Regions from separate parts of the Mus musculus genome. Here region 1 is linked to region 2. The links are chromatin contacts, found by Hi-C or POLR2A ChIA-PET in ENCODE. All regions are on one chromosome and are shown on one strand. The core of a region is the stretch at or near the end of the contact, and the rest is flanking DNA. Distances in the headings are between cores, read along the strand shown.

The links. Hi-C counts contacts between places; a loop is a spot of excess contacts on that map. ChIA-PET counts read pairs that join two places held with the same protein, here RNA polymerase II (POLR2A).
Region 1: a loop to region 2 is called in a map of T-helper 2 cell, with 2.9 times the contacts of the local background. The contact joins the enhancer-like site here to the promoter of Rfc3 in region 2. A Hi-C loop is called at or near these places in 3 of 37 maps with a recorded cell type or tissue (T-helper 17 cell, T-helper 2 cell and regulatory T cell). POLR2A ChIA-PET finds 5 or more read pairs at or near these places in 2 of 5 experiments (Patski and embryonic stem cell).

Annotation. Positions count from the first base shown.
Region 1 is chr5:151,684,130-151,689,088 of GRCm38, reverse strand. No RefSeq gene overlaps it. Among named protein-coding and RNA genes, the nearest start is that of Gm24242, 14 kb to the left of the region's middle. Within about 2 kb of position 2,093, at least 1 of the 3 ENCODE cell types and tissues checked has a DNase peak (open chromatin) inside an H3K27ac peak, as active enhancers do.
Region 2 is chr5:151,648,640-151,653,566 of GRCm38, reverse strand. Rfc3 (replication factor C (activator 1) 3) reads left to right here and starts at 2,359. Exons shown (of 9, transcript NM_027009.2): 1 at 2,359-2,501; 2 at 3,558-3,695. The coding sequence starts at 2,415.

The DNA of each region.
Region 1 (4,959 bases), core at 844-3,343, 36 kb before region 2:
TGACTAGGCCATCCTCTGCTGCATATGCAGCTAGAGACACGAGTCCTACCATGTGTTTTCTTTGATTGGTGATTTAGTCCCAGGGAGCTCTGGGGGTACAGGCCAGGAAGCATGAGTGGGTGGGTTGGGGAGTAGGGTGAAGGGGGAGGGGATAGGGGATTTTGAAGAGGAAACTAGGAAAGTGGATAGCATTTGAAATGTAAATAAAGAAAATATCTAGTAAAAATAAATAGATAAATAAGTAAATAAATAGCCACAGGTAGCTATAAATATCTTAGAAGAGATGGATAATTACAGGACAATTTGTCTTATCTAGGTGGTTAATTTATATCAATATCAGTTGGCTCTGAGTTAATTGTGTGGGTGTGTTTTGTGGGGTGAGAATTTATCAATATAAATCTGACATAAAAAAAGAAGAAAAAGAAGTATTGTTAGAAAAAATATCACTACAAAGGGAAAGGAGAAATTAATCAAATCATCAATGTAGTAAATGTGGTTTAACACAATAGGAGAACAAGGATTGGGTTCTGTTAGATAGCCCTGGTCTGCCTTCATCAAGTCCTACTGCGGCCTTATGAAGAAGTGAAGATGATACTGTGTGCAGATCCAGGGCCCTTACTGAAAGGTTAAGAATGAAGTAGAACAGAGGTCCATGCAAGTATGAGCTCAACTCCTTTTTACATTTTAATATTTTAATTCATCTATCAAAATAGTGTTTTGTGTGTGTGTGTGTGTGTGTGTGTGTGTGTGTGTGAATCCAGAGGACAACTTGCAAACAGGAGTTAATCTTTCCTTTTATCATGTTGGGAATTGAACTAAGGTCATCAGTGTTGGGAGCAAGTACCTTTACCCACTGAGATATCTCGCCAGCCCTTTGCCTTCTTCCTTATCGCAACTACGGAATTCTATGTGTGTGACTTGGTTATTTTAGGTAAAGGACTCTGAAGACTTCATGGTGAAATTAGGAAATTTCCTCAATACTTATGGCCTGAGAAATTATTAATTTTTTGTTTGTTATTTGCTTACATTATATTTGATGGTTAGAGGTGTTTTGACTGCATGTATGCCTCTGCATTACATGCAAGAATGTTGCAAGCAGAGGCCAGAGCAGGGTTTCAGATCCCCTGGGAATGGAGTTATAGATGATTCTGAGCTAACATGCAGATACTCGGGGAATCAAACCCAGGTCATGCAGAAGAGCAGCCAGTACTCTTGATCATGGAGACATCTCTCCAGCCTTTGTTTTTGATTTTATCATTTTTTTATTCGTGTGTGTGTGTGTGTGTGTGTGTGTGTTACCCGTAAAGGCTAGAAGATACCCATAGAGGTTAGAAGGTGGCATAAGATCCCCTGTAACTAAAGTTACAGGTAGTAAGCCACCCAAATGTGGATGTTAGGAAAGGAACTTTAGTCCTCTTACTGTGGAGCCATCTCTCCAGACTCAGTCTAAGAAATTCTTTACCCAAATGTTCTTACCTGAAAAAAGAAGCAAGAGTATGGGACCATGACAGGTAGCAGTCAAATATATGATGGTATATATATGTATATATATATATAAACATATATATTTATATATAATATATGTAACATATATATAATTCTGTCTTCTCTTTCATTAACATCCAACCTCTTCCATTTGTTTGTGGCCATTTCTGTTCTGGTCCAGGAACAAATAAATTTCATAGAAGCAAGAAGCTTCTCTCAGAAGCACCCAACACACTGCTGAAAGCTAAGGCAATCTTTCCTCCCAGCTGCCTGTGACACACCGGATCCAGCTGCCATCTCAATGCGAGAACGGCTTTAACTATTTTCTTTCATGTCGCTGTTCTGTTAATCTTTTACTACGTAGGTTGATTTTGCTTAAGGAAACATTGCCTATGGTTGAAAGTCAACACAGTCAAGAGAAAAGTAAATGGATTATCAGCCCTAAGTGTGCACATGTGTGCCTACACACGAATACAAACACACTAAGCCCTGCACAAAACACAGCTGATGTTTCTGGAGCAGCTCCTTGGCCTTTGCAAGCAGTTCCTGAGCCTGCGGTGGGCAGTAGAGGGCAGCAGTGACCCACCATTTCAAAGTTCCTCCTCCAAGGGGCACAGCACTGAAAACTCCAAGATAGGGCATACCACTTTCTTTTTTTGAGGCGGGGGTGGGTGGGTGGGTGGGGGTGGGGGTTGTGGGGGGTGTGGGGAGCAAAGGTTTGGAGGAAAACCTGTTGGCTTTATACATTTTTTTCCTTCAGGCGCCACGGACTGAAACAGGAAACTGAGGAGGTCGAATGAACCACTAGATGGCAGTGTTTCTGACAGACATTCCCACGTGCTTGAAGTGCAGCTCTATGAAAGTAAAGGTAAAAAAATAAGAAGGCAGTGAGAGGAACTTGCTGGAACACTCCTTTAATTCTGCCGCTTGGGAGGTAGAGACAGGCGGAGATCTGTGAGTTCGAGGCCAGCTGGATTCCAGGACTGCCAGGGCTGTGACTCAGAGAAACCAAAGAGTACGAAATATTTATCAAGGGCTTCTTATGTGCAAAGCAACGTGGAATTTTATCTTTCTATGCTCGTATCAACATGATGAGTTAGGCAAGAACAGAGGTTTAAAATACGTAAATTACTACATAAACTACGAACCCAGGTATACATTTACCACGTGGGCCATCCTCTCACTCCTGTTTTGCTCTATAGTTAAGTTACAGTATAGTCCTCATTTTGAAGAAGGGAAAAATGAGGCCACAAAAACTTGTATAACTTGTTCACGGTCACACAAGGCTATTAATGCCAAGACTCCTGTCAGACCACAGCAAGTTGGTCTTTTTCTGAAACCTAACGCTCTTACCTCCATATATATAGATTCATATGCAGCTAGAGACACGAGTTCCAGGGGAGGGGGGGTATTGGTTAGTTCATATTGTTGTTCCACCTGTAGGATTGCAGATCCCTTCAGCTCCTTGGGTACTTTCTCTAGCTCCTCCATTGGGGGCCCTGTGATCCATCCAATAGCTGACTGTGAGCATCCACTTCTGTGTTTGCCAGGCTCCAGCATAGTTTCACAGGAGACAGCCATATCTGGGTCCTTTCAGCAAAATCTTCCTAGTGTATGTGTATTAGTCAGGGTTCTCTAGAGTCACAGAACTTATGGATAATTTCTAAATAGTAAAGGAATTTATTGATGACTTACAGTCGGCAGCCCAATTCCCAACAATGGTTCAGTCGCAGCTGTGAATGGAAGTCCAAGGATCTAGCAGTTACTCAGTCTCACGCAGCAAGCAGGCGAAGGAGCAAGAGCAAGAGCTAGACTCCCTTCTTCCAATGTCCTTATATTGTCTCCAGCAAAAGGTGTAGCCCAGATTAAAGGTGTGTTCCACCACACCTTTAATCCCAGATGAAAGGCATAGCCCAGATTAAAGGTGTGTTCCTTAACTCGGAGATTCAATCTTCTGGAATCCATAGCCACTATGGCTCAAGATCTTCAAACCAAGATCCAGATAAGGATCTCCAAGCCTCCAGATAAGGGTCACTGGTGAGCCTTCCAATTCCGGATTGTAGTTCATTCCAAATATTGTCAAGTTGACAACCAGGAATAGCCACTACAATCCACCCCTTGTCAACTTGACACAAATAATATCTCATGTTCACATGAAACAATAACAAGGTTGTAAATACGCCTAACATGATATAACTATCCCTCGTACAATCGCAAACGTATTAGTAAATTTACAATGGGCATTCATATTACTTTATAATCCTCGTTTCTGCAACTGGTTACGTGGCCTTAATTGGTATTTATAACTACCTTCCTCTACTACCCATTCTGTATTTCCTTCACCTTCAGCCAGCACCTCAGCAGGTCTTGGCTCTTTTCCTGGAGGATTGACCCATACCTTCATTCCTGATGGGTCTGCGTCCTTTGTCATCCTGCTTGGATTAGGCTGTTGTAGTTTCCCATTGACTTTAATCACAGGACATGGTAGTACTAAGAGACGCCCTAAGGGATCTCCTGCACTCCAGACATAATCTTGCTTACCACCATTGTGAAGAGGTAATCCAATTTCCCCATGGTAATCTGGATCTATCACCCCTCCTAACACTGTTATTCCTTTTTTAGCCTGTTGGTTTAAGGGCATTAGAAGCCCAAAATGACCAGGGGGAAGTCTGAGCTTCCAGTTCAATGAAATGTTTGTTGTAGCTCCTGGTAGGAGCACTCCCCTCTCTGGAGCCAAAACTTCTAAGCCAGCAGAACCTAGAGTTATGGGGACAGGAAGCAAAAATTTTCCTAGAGGGTCACTAGGAGTGATAGTAAGTGGAACTATTCCGTTTTCCACCCCTTGATTCCTGGACCCATGAATCCTGGCTATGGGTGAAACTGTACCATATATCGAGCGCTGATTCAAAGCATATACTGCCTTCTGAAGAACTCTGCCCCAGCCTTCCAAGCTGTTACCACCTAATTGGCGCTGTAACTGCGTCTTCAAAAGGCCATTCCATCTTTCTATCAGCCCAGCTGCTTCAGGATGATGGGGAATGTGGTAAGACCAGTGAATTCCATGATCGTGAGCCCACTGTCGTACTTCTCTGGCTGTGAAATGAGTTCCTTGGTCAGAAGCAATACTGTGTGGAATACCATGACGATAGATAAGGCATTCTGTCAGTCCGTGAATGGTGGTTTTAGCAGAGGCATTACGTGCAGGAAAGGCAAATCCATAACCAGAATAAGTATCTACTCCAGTAAGAACAAAACGCTGTCCTTTCCACGAAGGAAGTGGTCCAATGTAGTCAACCTGCCACCAGGTTGCTGGCTGGTCACCCCGAGGAATGGTGCCATATCTGGGGCTCAGTGTTGGTTTCTGCTGTTGGCAAATCTGGCAATCAGCAGCAGCTGTAGCCAGGTCAGCTTTGGTGAGTGGAAGCCCATGTTGCTGAGCCCAAGCATAACCTCCATCTCGACCACCATGGCCAC
Region 2 (4,927 bases), core at 1,110-3,609:
TCAGGGGGTGAGGGTGTGGGGGATGATCTTTCCCTTTGATGTCCTTTATCAGCCAGTGAGTTTGAGCTGTTCTTTTCTTCATTACCATGAAGTCTCTGGAAAGCACCAGGTCATGGTATATCATAAGAATATGAATAAGGCTCACTGGTCTTCAGGCCACTTGTCAGCCAGCTAGGCCAGCAGCCCAACAGTAGATGACAGTAAATTGTAGGGGAAGCCTAATAGTCTCTAGAACGGCCAAGATTATTTAATTTCCTTTCCACAGCAGTGAGAAGCCCTCTTTCAGTCACACTATGAAGATGTACAGAATTAAAAGCATAGTAGTTGTCTGTATATACAGTGGTTGACTTTCCTTTTTCCCATCTGAGAGCCTGGGTCAGACCAATCAGTTCTCCTTTTTGGAATGAGATATCTGACTTGGGCCCAAATATTTTCAGTTAAAGTAATTGTTGCAGCTCCTTTGCATCTAGTTTCATCTTTCATGGAAGAGTACCTGCAATGCAGGTGGTCATTAGGCAAGAGGTGATCAGATTTGATAACTATGAGTTTCTCACTTTGCACTCAAGTATGGTAAGGCCTGGTACTGGCTTACACAAACATTAGACAGCCAAGATCCTGGTGTGTCTTAGGGCTGCCATTACTGTGAAAAGACACCAAGACCAAGGCAACTCTTTTAAAGGATAACTGTTAATTAGGGCTGGCTTACAGGTTCAGAGGTTCATTCCATTATCATCATGGCAGGAAGCATGGCAATGTCCAGGCAGGCATGGGGCTGGAAGAGCTGGGTGTGCTATATCTTGTTCTGAAGACAAGCAGAAGACTGGCTTCCTGGTAGGTAGGAGGAGAGTCTCAAAGCCCACCCCCACAGTGATACACATCTTCCAACAAGGCCACACCCCCTAATAGTGCTACTCCTTCCCTGGGCCAAGCATATTAAAACTGCGTGGTGCTCCTCAGAGGAGGGCCTCAGTCTTGTAATGGAGTGCTGTTAGTACAAGATTTAGACCCAGATTTAGCTTGTGAGCTAGCTTACATAATCTAGCAGTAGCTATCACAGCTTAGACAGATGGACCATTTTGTGGCTACAGGGTCCAATCCTTTGGACAGGTACATCACAGGGTGTTTCCATGGTCCCAAAATTTGGATTAAAAGCCCTTCTGTCTTGTTTTATGGACAAACAGATGAAAAAGTTTTGAGACATCTGGAAGTTTTAGGGCTGGAGTCAATGCTAGAGCTGTTTCTAAAGCTTCAAATACCTTTTGTTCAACCTCAGTCCAGATTAAGGGCTCAGTGCCCTGCTTCGTGCTGGTGTGTAGTGAGAGGCCTTGCTCTGCTTACAAACTCTGGAATCCAGAGGCAGCACTACTCCATTGCCCCTAGGAACATACCTATATAGTAGTTTCTATAGTGATTCCAAATCTCATCAAGCTGATGACCAAGATTAACCATAGCAACAAGCTTTCAGGTGTCTGAAAGAAACTTCTGAAGCTACTGCAGGGAGCAGATCAGAGCTGTGTCTCTGGCCTTGGCCCTCTGGCTATGATTTGAGGACTCTATCCTTCCTTCCCAGCCACTTCCTCAGGTCTCACAAGTTGAAGAATTCCAAGTATGGTTATAAGTTAAAAAATACAGGGCAACCAATTAAAATCTAATTTCAGATAAAAATTAATTTCATTGCAAATATTGCCTGGGACACACACCGAAATGTTATTGGGGATCTAAATGTTATTGGGGGCATCTGTGTGTTGTATTTGTGAAAACAAGTAAACCTAGGTTTTTTTTTTTTCTATGTTCTCTTCACATTCTTTCAATCTTTTAGATTAAAAGAATATACCCTAGGATCCACCATGAACTACCTGTCTTTGGACGTTGTCTGTCATGCTTCTGGGTACTTTCGCTTCTGATTTCCTTTACTTTCTATTTCCTTTACTTTCCTAGTTCAGAACATATAGTTCACAGAGGCATGTAGGCAAATGCTCATTGAATATTGGAGTTTGTTTATTATTTTAAAGAAAAGCAGTTCTACTAATAAAGATAACAGATTATGTAGCACTAATTAGAATGAAGTTGTGAATCAGTGAATAAATGAAAGAATGAAATGGAGGGAATTTCCTTCCCTAAGAACTCAGATTGGACGAACCTGAATGTCAGAGATACATCTTTAATTCCTTCGAATGTTTTCTAAAATGTTACAGGGTGAGAACAAAGAGGCAGCCACTGCCCGGTAAATCCAGCGACTGTTGGTGCAGTGGTGGAAGTGGGAACTGCAGCGACTGCTCCACTCCCGGTTGAGATTGCCCAGTCTCCCTATCCGGAAGTCGCCGGGTGCCGGAAGTGACGTCGCACGCTTTCGCGCTCGCGGGAAAACTCTACTGTCTAAGCGGCGGGTCCGCTGGTGCGACTGTGGAGCGGTCATGAGCCTCTGGGTGGACAAGTACCGGCCGAGCTCCCTTGCCCGGCTGGACTATCATAAGGAACAGGCAGCACAGCTGCGCAACCTGGTGAGCCGCCCTGCTCAGCAGCTTCCTGCACAGCCCGGGGAAGGGAAGGGAAGGGAAGGGAAGGGAAGGGAAGGGAAGGGAAGGGAGGGAGGGAGGGAGGAGGCGGGCGCCCCGGTGCTAGCGAGGGGGTCAGAGTGACGCGTTCCTCAAAGTGCGGTGTGTTTGCTGCCGGGAACCTCAATGGCTTGGTGTGGGGACCAGAAGAAGGCCAGTGTAGTGGAGAATCAGGAGCAAGCAGCGGCGGTAGGGGGCGGGGATGGGGGTGTGCCCGGGCCTCGGTGTTACTGCAAATGCCTGATGGGCTCTCCCGCTACAGAGAGCTTAGGTGGGAAGCTGATAGAGGTGACTGTGCCCCGGACCCTGTTCTTAGTTACTGCGGAATCACAGCTAAGGCTTTTCTGAAAAGGAGAGATTATTTTAACGAGTGCCGCGATCGTTCATATGAGAGCTTTTGGAAGACTCGAGGGTGAAGTGGAAGATATGTTTTAGGTTTGGTTTTGGTTTTGGTTCGTGATGCATGCACTAATTTGAAATAGAATATTATGCTTCGTTAATACACGTGCCGGTTTTCCTTGCAAAAGCTTTAATGTTCAGTTTCCCGGTGGCAAGATCAAGACCCCATGTTAATAGTACTCTTTCGTTTGATGGCACTCTGTTACTGCTGTCTTTTCCATAGCATTGATCAACCTTGATCTAGTGTGAAGTTCTTCTGTCTCTTCCAAGTGAACTTACAAGGAAATCAGCGCACCTGCTTCTGAGCAAGAGGACCATTATGGGGAGCCCGGGCCAGACAAGCATCTGTCTTAGTTACAGAGATTGGGTTCGCCTTCTGTCATCCCTTAGTTTCAAACGGGCCCTTCAGATAGCTTACTTAGGGAGTGCCTACTTTTAAGCATTTAGTGCATGTAAATTAGATTAAATTAGTGTCCAGAGTTTGGTACATTTTCTGTTGGAGCTGGATGGTAAACAGAATATCTTGGAACTTTAAAAGTGGTTTGTTTAACTTAGTTCACCCAGTTTAACTAAGATATAATGTCTTGTTCTTTTTTTCCTTAGGTGCAGTGTGGAGACTTTCCTCACCTCTTAGTATATGGACCATCAGGTGCTGGAAAAAAGACAAGAATTATGTGTATTCTACGTGAACTTTATGGTATCGGGGTGGAAAAACTGAGAATTGAGCATCAGACTATCACAGTAAGCATCTTGGGTTGAAGCTTAGCAGATGTTTCTGGAGGGGACTTTTAATCCTGGTCATGTGTATATCTCTCCCCACCACTAGCCAGTGACTAGTGTGTGACTTAGGAAGTTGTGTGTCTGTGTGCTTGTGTGGGTGAAGGTGGCATGAGTAGAGTTACTGTTAGCTGCCAGTCCTCTTTCCCATTGTATTTAAGACAGAGATTTCCTTCCACTCTGCCAAGCCCAGCTGGCAGGCGGACCTGGGAGCTTCTGGGGATTCTCCTGTCTCTGCCGCCCACCTCTCTGAGGTCCCTGGTATTACAGACAGTTGCAATTGGACCAGCGCTACAGCTTTTATACGGAGTCATCAAACTTGCATGTGTCCACACCACAAGTGTATTTCACTCAGCCATTTCCCCAGTCCCTGAAATGCCCTTCTCTCAAGTGTCCTCAGCCCAGCAGAACTGGCAGTTCCTTACACATGATAGTGTGTAGCTTGCCTTGGTTATGGTTTTTTACCTTTTACCTCAGTGGGATGAGAGAATATGCCATGTCAATTTCAAGGCCTTCATGGCATCTAATAACAGTGTCGTAATGATATTTTGTGTTCAGAGGGAAAAAATGCTTAGTGGGGATGGTCATGCTGTTAATAAAATCTTCAGGAGGGTGATGTTGAATTAACTCAGAAGAAACAATATTCTACAAGACAAAAGAACTGAATAAATAGAAATATAAAGTATGTTCTCACACGGGAGGCTTAATATTTAGAAGTCTCTGTCCCAAGTTACGGTATAAATTTCAGTCAGAATACTAATGTTGAAAAAGTGTATGATGCCACCCTAAATCCCATATGGAGGACACATTTCTGAAATGAGATAAGGTTATGAAGAAGAGAAGTGAAACGGGTGTATTAGTTCATCCCTAAATTGTTTAATATAAACTAGATTAAGGCAAGGTAGGTTTATTTGAAGGGACGACGGGAGAGAGAGACTATTGGGATGAATTAATTTTAAGAAATAGAAATAGCAAGTTTTATGGCAAATCACCAACATGAGTCTTAGCTTTGTACTACTTTCAGAGGATTTAGCGAGTCGAGTCTGTGGACGGTTGATTTGTGTTTGAGGCCCATGGTGAGGCAGAACAGTTCATACACAGGTGCAAGTGTATGAAGGAAGAGTTTCCTTACAGACATGTTAATTTCTTGTTCAGCTGATGGGTCCTTGGATAGGTGGCACAGACATGCACAGTGC